Regions from separate parts of the Mus musculus genome. Here region 1 is linked to region 2. A link is a loop called in an ENCODE intact Hi-C map of the cell type or tissue named here. Cell type or tissue: left cerebral cortex. All regions are shown on one strand.

The links. A loop is a pair of places that touch in the nucleus more often than their neighbours do. Peaks named below come from ENCODE experiments on the same cell type or tissue, not always from the same donor. Only the 100,000 strongest peaks of a DNase experiment are listed, where the experiment ranks them.
Region 1: a loop joins it to region 2, with 3 times the contacts of the local background. A loop is called at or near these places in 3 of 42 quality-filtered maps.

The regions. Positions count from the first base shown.
Region 1 is chr19:53,503,444-53,511,443 of GRCm38, reverse strand. No RefSeq gene overlaps it. Among named protein-coding and RNA genes, the nearest start is that of Gm30826, 15 kb to the right of the region's middle. In left cerebral cortex, no CTCF peak of the experiment used is centred here; a DNase peak (open chromatin) is centred at 3,794.
Region 2 is chr19:53,424,089-53,432,088 of GRCm38, reverse strand. No RefSeq gene overlaps it. Among named protein-coding and RNA genes, the nearest start is that of 4833407H14Rik, 33 kb to the left of the region's middle. In left cerebral cortex, no CTCF peak of the experiment used is centred here; DNase peaks (open chromatin) are centred at 1,565, 2,844, 4,076, 4,546 and 1 more place; H3K27ac peaks cover 1,137 bases.

The DNA.
Region 1 (8,000 bases), 79 kb before region 2:
TGTTGTTCTAGGCCATTAAGTTCATAGCCTTTTTACAACAGCAGTAGGAAACAGTGTCCACCGAGCCCAGGAGACAGCATGAGGGTGAACTCTAGAATCACCAGCATACAGTGGGGATTTGCTTGACAAGGGCTGCCAATCACTCACAGATGGGAAGCCGAAGGTTTCTAAGGGGAGAACCCTCCGCCTAGGGGACTACTGTGGCGTCTGAGCTGGTTAGCCTTTTTCCGGGGTCAGGTACCAGGGCAAAAAGTAAGAGAGCAGTGTCAAGTTAGTGTCAGTTTTTGTGGCATAGGAGACCCCCACCTTGTGATCTTAGTTGTCCCATTGGGGGAAGGTGACATACCAGAGAGGTGGAAATGTTTATTTAGTATCTGCTAAGTGCCAAGAATTCTGGCCTGACAAGACTGGACTCACTAAGAATATGAACTTTTGCAAATGTCTTAGAGCTACTTGCAGAAGGTCTACAGACCAGGCATTGGAAAACAGTGTCCACCAGAGAGACACGCTAATCAGTCAACTGGATTATCCCAATGTCCGTGAAGTCAGACGGTGTTAATGAAGGCATCTTAGTTACTTTTCTATTGCTGTGGCAAAGCACCACGCCCTACCTATACAAGTAGGCACTTAATTTGGAGCTCATGGTTCCAGAGGGTAGTAGAGCCCATGACCAGCATGGTAAGGGATCATGGCAGCAGGCAGGCAGGGAGGCAGGCGGGCAGGCAAGCATGGTGCTGGAGCGGTAGCTGAGAGCTTATATTTTGAGACAACAGCCATGAAGCAGAGAGAGACAGAGACAGACACAGAGAGACAGAGACAAAGACAGAGAGAGACAGAGCTAACTGGAAATGGCATAAGCTTTTGAAACCTACAAGCCAGCCCCCAATGACACACCTCCTCTAACAAGGCCACACCTCTGAATCCTTCCCAAACAGTTATACCAACCAGGCACCAAGCCTTCAAATGGATGAGTCTATGGGAAGCAGTCTCTTTCTAACCCCAGGAAGTTAGATACTGAGACATCAAACCACTCTATAAGTGCCATGTGAGAAGACGTGTGAGAAGAAGTAACAAGGACAAGGAGGGCATCCTATAGGCCATGTCTCCACCAGGTCACACCAGATACTCTCCTGTGACAGATGTCTTCATCTTCTGGCCTGGGGTGACCCTGCAGGAGGCTCCCTGTAATAAACACAATGATAGACAGGGGGATTTTTCTAGCCAGACCCCAGCTGGCTTATCCCAACTCTATAGTGAGGATCTAAATGGTGCACATGAACCCAGAGGACTGGGGTAGAGGTGTGTGTGTGTGTGGGGGGGGGCATCTAGGAAGTTCTGGTGTCTCCATGACTTGACTGGAACAAGGACTTCAGAGCCAGGAGCCTGAAGGATTCAGATACAAACAAGGCCAGGGGAGATGGGAGTAGGGGCAGGGTGGGGGTTCTGCAGACTAAACAGATTTCCCCTCTGATCCTGCCTTGTACTGCAAGGCCTGCCCTTACAGGTAATTTTGCTATTTACCCAGTATGAATTTACATATGCCCAGACAGCAAAGAGTTTCAGCTTTGTGGCCACAGGATCATAGATACTTGAATTTGTGCTGTGTACTAATAAAACTTTATGTAGAGACAAACAAAGAGAATATTTAAGCACATATACCATTGGCCTAGCGAGGCAAGTAATATAATAATAAGGGATATACATCCTTGGGGAGGTCAGACAATAAGACAAAATACAGAATTAATATTAGAGGTGAGGGAAAAAATATCAGCGAGTAACAAGGCAGGGTGCAGGGAGTTCCTTTAGTAGGGATCACAGAGCAAAGATTCCTTTTATTTTTATTTATTTATTTTTGTTTTTGTTTGTTTGTTTGTTTGTTTTTTCAAGACAAGGTTTCTCTCTATAGCTCTGACTGTCCTGAAACTCACGAAGACTACTCACTGCTGTGTAGACCAGGCTGGCCTCAAACTCACAGAGATCCTCCTGCCTCTGCTTCCCGAGTGCTGGGATTAAAGGTGTGGGTTACCACACCTGGCTTTAGATTTTTTTCTTTTTCTTTTCTTTTCTTTTCTTTTTTTCTTTTCTCTTCTTTTCTTTCTTCCTTTCTTCCTTCCTTCCTTCCTTCCTTCCTTTCTTTCTTTCTTTCTTTCTTTCTTTCTTTCTTTCTTTCTTTCTTTCTTTCTTTCTTTTTTCTGAGACAGGGTTTCTCTGTATAGCCCTGGCTATCCTGGAACTCACTCTGTAGACCAGGCTGGCCTTGAACTCAGAAATCCGCCTGCCTCTGCCTCCTGAATGCTGGGATTAGAGGTGTGTGCCACCACGCCCGGCTTTTTTCTCCTTAAATAATGCTTTTTTGAGTTTATTTTATTAATAGGTTATATGTATTCTTCCTTTTCTTTTGACACAATAGCTAAGCATCCCAGACTTGCTTTGAACTCATTACAGGGCTGAAGATAACTCCCAACCTCAGATCTTCCCTTTAACCTCCCACCCCTACCCCAGTACACACCACTCTGCTCAGTGTGCTATTAGCATACACTATGCATATGGGATTAAGGGTCTTGACACACCCATAGACATCACATGTGTATAAAACATACTCTGATGAAATCACCCCTCCCATTTTCCATCCCTTGGGTTCCTTTTCGTCTCTGTAGTCTACTTTTCTTGTCTCTCCTCTTTCATCTCTCCATGCTAAACCTGCGTCTGAAGGGCCAGCACCAGAAGCGCTGAAGCAGGAAGATGCTCCTGCGCAAGAGGTAATTGTGTCCCGGGATCTGCCTGCATCATCTGAGGACTCACAGTATATTTCTGGATCTGTAATCATGAAATAGTGGCTGTGACTCTGGCAAACTTCAGTGGAGAACCACTTGCCAACATAAGTCCATCTCACTTGAGCCTTATGGTGTTTTTTTCTTCTCTATTATTTTTTCTCTTCTCCCCCCTCCCCCGATTTTCTTTGTTTTTCTCCCTCCTCTTCCTCTTCTTCCTCCTCCTCGTTTTCTTCTTCTACTACAACATGTAGCCTAGGCTAGCCCCAAGCTTTCTATGGCTGTGTGGACAAGAGTAACCTGAACAGCCTCCTGCCTGTGTCTACCTCTTTAAGTGCTGATATTGCTGATGTGTGCAGTGTTAGGAGGCACTGGGGATCCAACCCACTGCCTTGTGCACGCCTCGTAAGCACTGTACCGGCTGATTGACAACCCTCACACACACACACACACCCCACATACTTCCTCCCTTTTATTCAGGCTGGGACCCCAGCCCTAGGGTAGAGCTGTTCATGTTCAGGACAGTTCTCCTCATCTCTGCTAAGCCTTTCTGAAAAACACCCTCTCAGACACCCGAGAGGTTTGTCTCCTTGGGGATTCTCAATCTTGTCAGATTGACAGTGAGGATTGATCCTCACAGAATCTCACTGACTGGCAGGCTGAGACTCTGAGTAAAGCGAATTGTTGGGGCCACTTACTTGTCAAGTGGCAGCACTTGGATTTGAACACAATCCAGTTGGTTCGCTCTATTTTACCACCCCTCACCCATCTCCCAATGTTAACTTTTCTCTGGAGCAGGAACTGACGGACCTGGAGTTTGCCGACTACCCTTAGGCCATGTGAGTGACAGCCAGGCCTCTGGCTGCAGGTTCTCAGACTGAAGGCCGCCACCCCCACTGACTATCTGCTGAGTGTGAAGTGCTGAGGGCTATGGCTTGGGGGTGGTGAGCCGCAGCAGCTCAGCTGGGCAATTTGTGCTAGAAGGAAGAGTTCCTGGCCCAGAGCTGTGTTCTGTTCCCATCCTGCCTCCAATCTGCCCCCTCCACAGCCCCAGACTTCCGCTTGAGTCAGCCCAAGGCCTGCGTGGGGGCGTCCTCTGGTCTTCGGCAACATCCTGTGCTGCTCTGACTCCTGCATACCTACTTTCCATTCCCAGGGAATTCCTCCCATCAGGGTTCAGGGTTTTTTTTTTTTCTTTACACACCCAGGAGCCAAACAGCCCACAGAACAATTAAAAGTGACTCCCTTGAGGTACCCCAGAGCCATCCCTGCATTGTACAGTCTCCTGCCTCCAGGGTCTGGCAGGGCCTCCTGCCTTTATCCCCAAAGGTTCCAAGCTCTCCTTTAGCCTAACTCATAAGAGCTTCTCTTCCAAAGAGTCTCTGTCTGACTCTACAGAGCTGTCTAAACTACTAGGGCACACATCTGCCATTTTGTTTGCCCAGCCTCCCTCCCATCCTGTCTAATCGTTCTTTTGTAGTTGTTTTTACAGGCCCATTTTAAATTTCTTTTTTTGTTGTTTGTGAGACCGATCTTACTTTGTAGGATCTTACTTCCTGTCTCTACCATCCTTAGATAGGCATTACAGGTGTCTGCCACTATGCTCAGAAATTGTGCCTCTGGCCATGAAAGAATATAGGTAATTTAAACAATTCTGGCATGATTGTCCACACCTATAATTTCAGTAGTTGGACAGTTAAGGCTGGAGAATTCCCAAAATTTGGGGCCAGCCTCAGCTACAAAGTCTGGGGTGGGAGTCAGTTCTGTAACTCAGTTTGTGGCCCAAGATCTAGAATGTACTAGATTATTAACGAAGTGTTTTGCATATCATTTCTTGCTGTAAAAAGTTTTAAAACAGTGATTTTCTTAGAAACTGTCCCGATTACCTTGTCCCCACCCTGCCTCTCTTGTCCAGGTTGGCCTCCAACTCTTGACCCTCCAGCTTCACCTTCCTGGGCACTATGAGTATTCATATATGACAACAAACCATCCTGGAAGCAGTGTTTTAAAGGAGTATCTCTTAGTAATACGGTGTGAGTTTCTCACTGTTAAGACTCCATGCCTGATATAGCTGTCTCTTGTGAGGCTATGCCAGTGTCTGGCAAACACAGAAGTGGATGCTCATAGTCAGCTATTGGATGGATCACAGGGCCCCCAATGGAGGAGCTAGAGAAAGTACCCAAGGAGCTAAAGGGGTCTGCAACCCTATAGGTGGAACAACAATATGAACTAACCAGTAACCCCAGAGCTCGTTCGTGTCTCTAGCTGCATAGGTATCAGAAGATGGCCTAGTCAGCCATCATTGGGAAGAGAGGCCCCTTGTTCTTGCAAACTTTATATGCCCCAGTACAGGGGAGACCACCAGGGCCAAGAAGTGGGAGTGGGTGGGTAGGGGAGTGGGGGGTTATGGGGGACTTTTGGGATAGCATTAGAAATGTAAATGAAGAAAATACCTAATTTTAAAAAAAGACTCCATGCCTGATATATATACACGCATGCATATGCGAGTGCGTGTGCACACACATACTTCCATGGACACACATGAACGCACACACACATACATGCATACATGCATGGACATGCACACATACATGCACACACACACATGCACACGCACAGGGGAGGATAGAGAACAAGCATATGGCTTGCCTCTCTCACTCTCTCAAGGCTGACATTCCCCCCATCTTTGTACTCCAAGGCCTGTAAGGAGAACTGTCTGCGGAAGGTCAGTAGCTTTGACTGAGTGTCTTTATTTAGAACATTCTTTTTGCTGACGCTCATCCCATTACCTTTGAGTGTGCGGAAATGGAGCCCATTAGAAGCACGGGCAGGCAGGAGACTTCCAAACGGACTCGGACTGCTGCTGAACCTAGGCTCACCAAGCCACTGCGGTTTATTTTATCGACAGGCTTCTCTCTCTCTCTCTCTCTCTCTCTCTCTCTCTCTCTCTCTCAATGGCTCCTGCATTCTCTTGCTTTACCAGCGCCAACCAGTTTATGGTGAAAGGCAACTTAGCTCTCAGTGATAACTTCGGCACCCACTCTTATCTCTGCTCCTCTCATCTGGGATGTGTGGCCTACTTTCCGAGGCCCCCATCTGACTTTTGGACATCTACATCCAGAGCTCTGGCTGGCCCAGGCAGTAGTGTAAACATTCGGCACTCACTCCTGGTGGGGTGCTGTTACAGACCCGCCTTGACTCTTGGCTTAATGACCTGTGTGTCCTTCCATAATCTGGATGGCTAGGGTCCGAGAGTCTTTAAGAAAGCCATTTCTTCCAGCATTGCCTGCTTTTCTGTCCCATTTTGTCCTGTGGTCTTCCAGCGTGTGGCTTCTGTTTAAAGCCCTACTGGGGTGTTGCTCTTGTGTCTCCAGCTTTCTTGGTTGCAGAATTGAGGTGATAATGCTCACAGCATCAATGCTGGTGTCTTTACATTAAAAAGTACGTGTTGTAAGGTTTTGGGAGTGACACACATAGACGAAGCATCTGTTCAGGGCTCCCACTGACACAGTGAGGGCCTCTGTCAGCAAGGAGAGGGTGGGAACAGGCTCTGGGTCAGCATTTATCAAAGCAGAAAACACATATGTAATTATCCCGAGCAAGGAATTCTGCTTCTAGGAGGTAAGCCAAGCAGGAGAACAAAGACCCACATATGTTTATTGCAACAATGTCTATGACATAGCAGAAACCAGAAACCATCCACACGTTCATCCTTTGGCAGGGTAGGCGACTGCTGCCCCAGCCGTGAGCACAGCTCTCTGTAGTGATCTACTGGATAACTGTAGGCTTGATGACAAGTGAGTTTTCAGAGAATATATATATATATATATATATATATATATATATATATATATATATATATGCATGAGTGTGTGTGTTTGTGTATATCAGGCATAGGTGTTAACAGTGAGAAACGCATGGCATAGTACTACGTGATGCTCCTTTCTGGAAACAACTAAAAAGCAAACAGAGAGCAGAGAATGTTTTCCAGGGAGGGGACACAGAGGTGGAAAGAGGGTTTTAAGCAGTGTGTCCTAGTACACTTAAACTCTTATCATGCGGATATATGCAATGTTAACAAAATTTAGAAATGGAAAAAGAGGGTAAGCTGGCTTGGTGTCCTGGAGTGTGCCTGTAATATCAATTTCCATGAGGTGGAGGCCAGAGGATAGAGAGTTCAGGGCCAGCTTAGCTATGTTATGGAGACTCTGTCTCACAAACAGACCAATATTTTTAAAAAGGAAGGAGGGGCAGATAAGTTATTTCTGTCCTGACCACTCCCTGTGTATTTCTAGAACATTCGTGTGATGCAGATATCGGCTCTGACCGTGACCTATGAAGAATGGAAATCTGCCACACACTTTTGGGAACCAACGAAGGATGTGTAAGCACAGATCTTGCCCGTATGTGTGCCTCCAAAAGACCCATGCGTCGTCTGTAAGGAAAGCCAGTCACCCAAACCCTGTATGGTCACTTGTAGCCTCCAGCAGCCCTCCTCAGGCTCCCTAGTGTGCTGCCTGTTTCTTCAGGCCTGTTCTGTGTCTGCAGTGTTTTCATACATCGTCTCTGCCTTTGCCTTCCTCTGTCTCCACAGCCCATGAGGTAGCCAGGCCACAGACGCATCCTAACAAACATTTGTTCTTCACATGGCTGCCAGAGTGAGCTGTCCAAACCCTAAGTAGTAAGGTTCAGTGCTTACGTCCTGACTAAACTGGGCATTGCTGTGCCTATATACCTATGATCCTAGAACTGGAGAGATGGAGGCAGGCTCACCTTCAGGTCTGAGGCTAGCCTGGGCTACTTAAGAAAGGCAATTCAGGTGGGGAATACCTGTAATATCAAGGCTTGCTTGAGAGGTGAAGACAGGAGGATCAAGAATCCAAAGTCACCTTTAGGAGTTAGAAGACAGCCTGGACTGCATGAGCAACTATTAGGAAGGAAGGAAGGAAGGAAGGAAGGAAGGGAGGGAGGGAGGGAGGGAGGGAGGGAGGGAGGGAGGGAGGGAGGGAGGAAGGAAAAGTTAAATTCTACCTCATAGATCATAGCTTTTACAATAAAAAACAAGCCCATTACTATGACAAAGATGCATGGTGGGCCCTGACCCACTTCTCTGTTATTACCCCACTGCCTAACATGTCTCTGCTCCAACCATCTTTGCCCTTTTCCTGCCCCAAAGTGTCTACATTCCTTATTCCTAGTAGTCGATTGGATCTTCCTGGTTCCTCTCAT
Region 2 (8,000 bases):
CTGCCTGGCTGGCCAGCAAGCTCACACCACCGATCCCTCGAATCTAACCTCCCTGGGCCAACGCTGGGGTTACAGGTGCGCGCAGCCACGCCTGGCTTTTCACCATGAGGGCTGGGGATGCACTAGGCTTGCACACTAAGTGCTCTACCCACCAAGCCACCTCCCCAGCACCCCTTGCACTAATTTTATCTGCCTTCATCTGAAGTTACTGCCCCCACAGCCCCCTAAGGAGAGGTGTGTGACTATCAGTCACGCAGACAATGTCCCAAGCTCCTGGCATTCTGGCTCAACTCCACCCCAACAGTTACTTAGTAGCCCAGCCCACTATAAAAGGGGCTGCTTGGCCCCTCCTCGCTCTCTTTAAGCATTCACCTTTCTTACTCTCCTCTCTAGCCCTCCTTCTCTCTCTCTCTTCCCCTTTCCACATGGTCATGGCCAGTCTCTCTCTTTCTACCTTCTCTCCTTCCCCCTGCTTTCTACAATAAAGCTCTAAAACCATAGACTGTCTCTGCTCATCAAGGCCTGCCGTGCTTGGACAATGGGATAGGCTTTGCCCTAACTAGCAGCATCAAACCTCCCACCAGAAGGCCTTCCTGCGCTCCAGCCATGGACCAGACCAAAGACTCTCATCCACGTGGAACCCACCGAGTGCCCCTCTTCCCTTGTCCTCTCCTCCCTTCAGCCCTGGGGCTTACTGAGTCGACCCCGGGGGGGGGGGCCCATTCTGTTCTCAGCTCTTCCGCAGTGTCCAGCGTGAGATGCCCCATGCTGAGAACCTGGTACCTAGGACTGCCCCTTGTCCACCACCCACCGTGTGGGGTTTAGTGGCTTCACACAGCCTGATGCCCACCAGGGGCTGTGTGGAAAGCATGTGGCAGTCCTTTCATGTCTGCCCGCCCAGAGCACGGGAACTCTGGCGGGATGCGGGTTTTCTCCCACTCCCTCTTTCTCCCACACCCACTGCTCCACAAAGGACCACCTCTGGGCCTCAGCTTTTTCTCTCTATAAAATGACAGGTGACTATATTCTAGGAGCCTGGGTGTCAGTGCCAACCCGGTTACGTTGTACATGAAGAAAATGACATTCAGAAGCGCCTTGCGATGTCACGGCCAGATGCACGGACACTTGACAGATCTATGAACTACTAAACTCCAAGCCTTATATGAACTACTAAACTCCAAGCCTTCTGATTTCAGAATATAATAGCCCAGCATCCCTGAGCTTCACAGATCAAAAGAATTGCTTCCTTGTGCAGAGGGTAGGATAAAAGATGGTGGGTGGAGGGCCCTGGTCCCTAACATGTGCTCTTGAGTGAGCAAGCCAATGGTCTTCTCTGCAAATAACAGCCCATGGAGATGTGATTCTCCTGGTGAAGCTACACAACCCACAGAAACAGAAAGCTAATTGGCTCTTTCGAGACAGTGGAGAATATGAGGGTGACAAATTGTGTGCGCGCTACTCAGTGGCGGGATGCTGTGACAGAGGGCTGCAAATGCCACTCCGGGGATGTGATAATGAAGGCTCTGCATGCACAACACGAGAGGCAATTATTCTGTTCTCCCTGGCACTGGCTCCTCCCTGCAGGAGAGCTGCCCACAAGGCTGGAAGGAGTTCAGCAGAGAGTTCACCAAGGAAGCCAGATGGAGAAAGAACAGAACTTGCTGTCTGGATCTGCCATCCCCAAACAGACAGAGCGCGTGTCTGTCTGCGCTCTCCTTATCCTGGAGGACATGAGGAGGAGGCAACCTGAGGAGGAAGAGGCTTTAGCTGTGATGGGGAGAGATCGGGGCTGCTTCCAGAGGGTCTAGCACTGGCATCCTTCATGGCTACAGATGTCAGCATAATAAGGTGCTGAGGCCAAACATACCACTAGCTTGTAAAGCCAGCGTCTGGGGGGGGTGGGGGGGGATGGAGACGCAAGATTACACGTTCAATGCTAGCAGTAAGAGAAAAGAAAAAGAAAAGAAAAAGGAAGGAAAGATGGATATGAGGTACTAATAGTTTAAGAAAAAGGTGGACATGCAGTTAGGAGTTGGGGTAGGGTGGGGTGGGGTGGGGCGTGGTTATCGGTTTACAGATGTCTACGCTGAGTTCTCTTTCTGATGGTCGCAGCCTCTTCCTCAACCAGTTCCTGAAAGTTCCAGGAAAGAAGACTTTACCTCCTTCCTCGGCTGGATGGGACCAGGCCTGCTAATGAAACTGTACGGACCAATCCTGTCCACCCACCCAGATCAGGTGAAGGCAGATAAAAGACCTAGGCTTGACCAGAGACCAGGCTGTCTATGCACAGCCCACTGCCCCACAGCCCTTCGACTCATCCAAAGTTGTATAGCTAGGTAGTGTTAAAACTTGAGACTTCAAGCCTTCCAGATTTGGGTGAGATCAAACAAAAGGGGTGTGTGTGTGTGTGTGTGTGTGTGTGTGTGTGTGTGTACATACACACACTGGAACATATAAGCACAACCCAGAGGAGTCAGTTCTCTTGCTCTACTACATAGGTTCCTAGAATCCAAGTCAGGTCATCAGGGTTGTCGGCAAGAGTCTTTACACCATGAACCATCTTACTGGACCCAAGGAGAAGAATCTTCTTTGTGCGGCGGAGAATGTCCAGGGGTGACTGCCTCTGCTTCTCAGGCTCCAGGGCTTACAGTGGCTACTTCTCTGCCAAGGCTAATTACCCTTTGACGGAATATTTTTGGTTGTTATGACTCCAGTGGGCAAAGAATGGGAGCGAAGGGGAAATCCTACCTGACTCACTTCTGCATCCAGGCACTGATCATTTGCGAAGGAGGATCCCTGAGCCAAGCTCCCATCAGCCCCCTCTGCTCTGCCACACTGGGAGACAGGCTCCCAGCTCACGCACATGTGGGGACAATCCTTATGCAATCCTCAGCAGGATGGACACTTATATAAATCCTCTGGGTTCACCAAAAGTACTAAAGAGATGTGGTTGATCCCTTGCTACAAATACCAACATTGAGACTGATGCTGCACCAGGTCATGTGACTCTTGAGAGAAGGGCTCTAGGGTTTAACTCAAGCCAGTTGGTGTCACTTGACATTTTTCAAGCTCCCTGAAATCTGTCTGTACCTGTCCACCTCTGTCTCTACACCAAGAGGCAGCAGGAGCTACCTGTGGTCTGGGAGGCTCCAGGCAAGGCAAGGGGAGGTCACAGACTGTAATCTTGACTCCTTGGCTCCAGGAACCTCTGACCTGCACTATGAGTCACAAGATACCTTCATGGGTGACAGAAGTGCTACCCAAGGTTGCAAGATGGCACGCACTCTCAGGCCTGTGGACTGGTGGCATCTGGAAGCCTATTCTGTAGGTGCTTTCTGGTAGCTTACAGTCTCACAGAGTGGTCAACAGGTGAGCTCATGCTACAGCTATCTGTTTATGAGAGGGACAGTATCCTCTCTAGCAGCGACAAGGAACTCTGGCTGGTGAGGAGGGTGGGTGTGATCTAGGCTAAGCCAGTAGAGGACAAGTCTTGTCCTTCTTAGAGTGGCTATCCCTTCCTTCCCAGCCAGGCTCAGCCCTGCTTGCCAAGGTGCTGAAGTCCTTTCCAAAACGTGTGAGGGGTTTGTTCCTGCTTCACAGTGTGGCTGAGCCTCTAGTTCACCTCTAGCTCCATCTCAAGGCCAGTTCTACCAACAAACGCATCGTCTTAAATGTGCCTCAACATCTCCATCCACAAAATGGGAACATCGCTCAACCTTTTCAGCATTAAACAGACTACAGAGAAAAACCAGCTTGAGAGTGAGCTTGGCTCTCTGCTCTCCAGTGGGGTGAAGATGGAAGAGGATGGGTGGGTAGTTAGGAAACACGTAGGAGAGGAAAGTGGGTTGGAATGGGGATGCTGGGAGGGGCAGGCTTAGGAGTGAGCCGGTTCCTCCCACTTCTTGTTCCACCTGGAGCCATGGCGGCGGGTAATCTCTCCACTGATTGCCGGCAGCCTTGCTCAAACACACTCAGCCATTCTTGCTGATTAAACCTGCTGTTCTAACTGCTGTGTGGGCTCAGAATCAGCTTCCTCCCATTTCCATAAGGAAGTGGAACACAATCAGTTAGAAGGCTCCTGGTTGCCTGGCACAGAGGCTCTGCCCAGCCGCTCCGTGTGCAGTGCAGCCTCTGTCTCCTCGTTTGTTAATGTGGGTTGTTAACATCCTATTGGTTCCCTGGATTAAGTTAGATCTGTATGTGTTGGGCTGGCTCGGAGCCTGACCTATAAGATGTGCTGTAGCAAGGCACACAGCTCATCAAGGCTACAACTGTTATTGTATCAGTCCTAGCTACAAATGGCACTCTTAGACCTAGTCTTGGAGTCGTGTCCGATGGACCCATCTTGGTCCCATCACCTGAGGGGCAGCCAGCTGAGCCAGCTTCACTGTGAGGGAAAGCAGCCGAGGCGTCAGCAGGGGCTGCAACAGTTTTTCTTGGCAGAAACTTCAAAGTAAAAGAGACCACTGAGGAAGGCAGGGAGGGCACTCCACAAGGTCATCCCTGTGGCCAATTAGGCGACCTTGCCTGAGGTCACTGCCAAGTGTAAGGAGAAGCAGTGATTTGGCTCATGGCCCAGTGGATGGACGACAGGAAAGGGCAGGCTGAGACTCTTTCCTAACTTGTTAATGTGCTGGCACATATACAGGGAAGGCATAGTGCAGAATACACCAGTCACTGCTTGTAGCCTCCATTGTGCTGCGGCGGCGGCATTAGAAAGTGTCTCTTGCAGATGGAGGGACTTCTCTGCCTGCCGCAGTGTGGATTTCATGAGGGTTAAATGAGCTTACATGAGATAGCCCATTTAGGACAAGGCTGGGCGGTGCACAGTCTAGCCTCGGTGAATGTATTCAGATGTTGCAGAGATGGAGCAGTGTGATCAGGTGGGACAAATAGAGTCACTGGTGCTGAGGTTGCTAGGGGGTGCTGAGGTTGCTAGGGGGTTGGTGATGGCTACTCAAGAGGACTGTGCTTGAGAGTCGGCTCGGTCACAAAGGGGCCTGCTGGACAAGTCTGAGAACCTGAGTCTGAGCCCCAGCACACATATAAAAAGTGGCTATGGTGAACGCTTCTAATCCCAGTGCTGGGGTGAGGGGGGACAGAGACGGGCAGATCCCTGGGCCTCACTGTCCAGTCAGTCCATCCTAATTAGTCATCTCCAGGCCAATTAGAAAAAAAAATCTCTAAATAACAACTCCCGAAGTCTCCTGACTGGCAAATGGGCACATACTCACACACACTCATATACACATTCACACACATACACATACATTCACACTCACATACAGATATACACACTTTCACATATACACACATGTTCTCACATAAACACTCACCACACATTCACACACACACACATACTATCACACTCACATACACACACCCATACACATTCATATACATTCTCACACACACATATACACCACACACATATACAGACACATTCACACTCACATTCATTCACACATTCACATACACACTCTTTCACACATACATACACATCTCACGCACATACATGCATTCACACTCACATATAGATATACACATTTACACTCTCACTCACACATACACACACACATTGACACATATTCACACTCACATACACACACACATTCACACATACACACACATTCACAAATACACACACATTCACAAATACACACACACACACACACACACTCATTCCTACAGAAGGTGATGCTTTGAATACAAGCTGTTCGTTGATGGGTAGGAAACAAATGCTATAGGTAGGACCCAGGCTGGCACCCTATGGTAATACAGGATGGTTTTGATTTCCCAAGGGCCAATGATGAGTTTGGAAAGGGAGAGCTGGAGATGGGCATAAAGGTCTATCCTGGAAGGTCTTGGAGGTTAGGCAGAGGTATAGAAGATGGTAGTAGGTGAGTGGTCAGGCAAGGCTGGAGCTGGAGAGTCATCTTGGACAGGAGACGGTTGTTAGAGTTAAAAAATGACAAGGATTGGCCTGGGCAGCCGGAAGAGGAAATGAGATGCACAGAACCAACACGCACAGTTCCCCAGGCTGCCTTACATGATGGGGGGCGGGCACCGCCCACTGCTTGGTTCTGCCTGGGAGACCTGGGGGAAACCTTGCTGTTCCAGGAGATGCTGCAGCCAAGAGAAAGGTGGAGCTATGAACCTTCATGGTGGATCTGCAAGTGCGGAGCGTCATGCTAAGAAGACTCCACCTCACTCTCAAAATGTCTCTAGAGTGGGTCTTAAACCCTTAACCAGGAACCGAGGTATATCCAAGCTCAGTCCAGATCCGAAGGCGCCAGAGGTCTGGCTTCTTATCACACTGCCTGTTCCTCTGACATCTCACAAATCAAACCTGCAGAGTATGCTCCAGGCCATCGAATCAGATGACAGAAGCCAATGCTGTCCCACGGAACCTACAAATGCTATCACGTTTCCCTTGCTTGGCTCGTCTAAGAACAGCAAATGGGCATCACCGTTCCTGTGCCCTTTGTTCATTAAACCTCAGATTCCCAAGATGGAGTCTGGAAGCAGGAAGGAACCGGGCAGGCTCGGAGATGGAATCTCTTTCCACTGTGGGTTTTTGTTTGTTTGTTTGTTTTTCGAGACAGGGTTTCTCTGTGTAGCCCTGGCTGTCCTGGCACTCACTTTGTAGACCAGGCTGGCCTCGAACTCAGAAATCCGCCTGCCTCCGCCTCCCGAGTGCTGGGATTAAAGGCGTGCGCCACCACACCTGGCTCCAGTGTGTTTTGAGAAGCAAGAGAGCTGGGAGCCCAGGGCTCTTGTGGATACCAGACCTTCCTCCCATGTGGAAGACTTAGTCGTCCCCGGAGTGGGAGAGAGCACAAACCATTGGCCAATCTGTCCCGTGGTGAGAGAAGATGCCAGCAGGGATATTCCTGACCCACAGCAGAGCCAGTGGCTACATCATCCTGGCACTCGGGAACAGGAGAGTTCACCAGTATCTGCTGGGTATTGCTCCAGTTTTTGTCACAGAAATACGCATGGCATTGCCCCCTTGAAGGCTGAAGAACCAGAACCTCGGAGGTGCTAAGGAGAATGTTCCACGTCACATAGACAGGGGCGTGGGTCGAAGGAGTCCTCCCTCCACGGGCGCTCTGGAGAGGTCGGTGCCAGAAGCCCAGCTCTTCTTTTGTTTCTTTTCTTTTTTTAGGTCTTGGGTTGGGGTTGAAAACCGAAGGTGGGGTTTGCTGTTTTGCACAAACGACCTGCCTCGCGCGTCATCCAAACACCAAGTTCCGCTTGTGGAGGAAGTGAGAGGTGTCGGATTCGGTCATGCAGAGCGCAGCTGGCCAGGCTGCCGGAAAGAGAGAGACTGAGCTTGCTGTTGCTGTGAAGTTGTGGACTCGGCTTGAGTCAGGGCAGGAGCCATTCCCATGTCAGCACCCAGTACAGGGCCATTGTCCCACCACCCTGGCCACTCATTCCGGTCATTTCCTCCCCAGTCTCTGAAATCCACATGAAAGGAAAAAAAGAAAAAGGAAGGAGAGGTTGGGGAAAGAGAGGAAAAGAAACAGGAAGCAGCAGCCTGTCCAGGCATCCTGGGCTAAGGTGGCCTAGGTTGCGCCCTAAACCCAGGGGTGGGATGTTGTGGGCTTCATGTGGTCCAAAGCCATGCGGTTTGAACCATCCTTTGATTAACAAAAGAACATAAGACTATGAAACAAAATGAAATTATAACAAATATTTATTAAGGATGGGGGAAGGTAAGCAGCGAATCACTGTCGCCTGGAGTCACATCTTTTTACCTGCGTCTCTCTGAGGTAGTTTACCACAAATGAATGAGTTATACTTCCTGTTTGTAGCTGACCTCCCTTCCCTAGGTCACCCCTGCCCCTCAGTGCTGTCTGAGGTTCCAACACTTGTGTATCTGCAGTAAATGTACTATGATCCCAATATCTGAGCGCTGAACACTGTGGGCTTCTGTCACCCTAACTCTTTATGGGAATTGAATGATACCCATAGATGTTCCACATACAATTTGA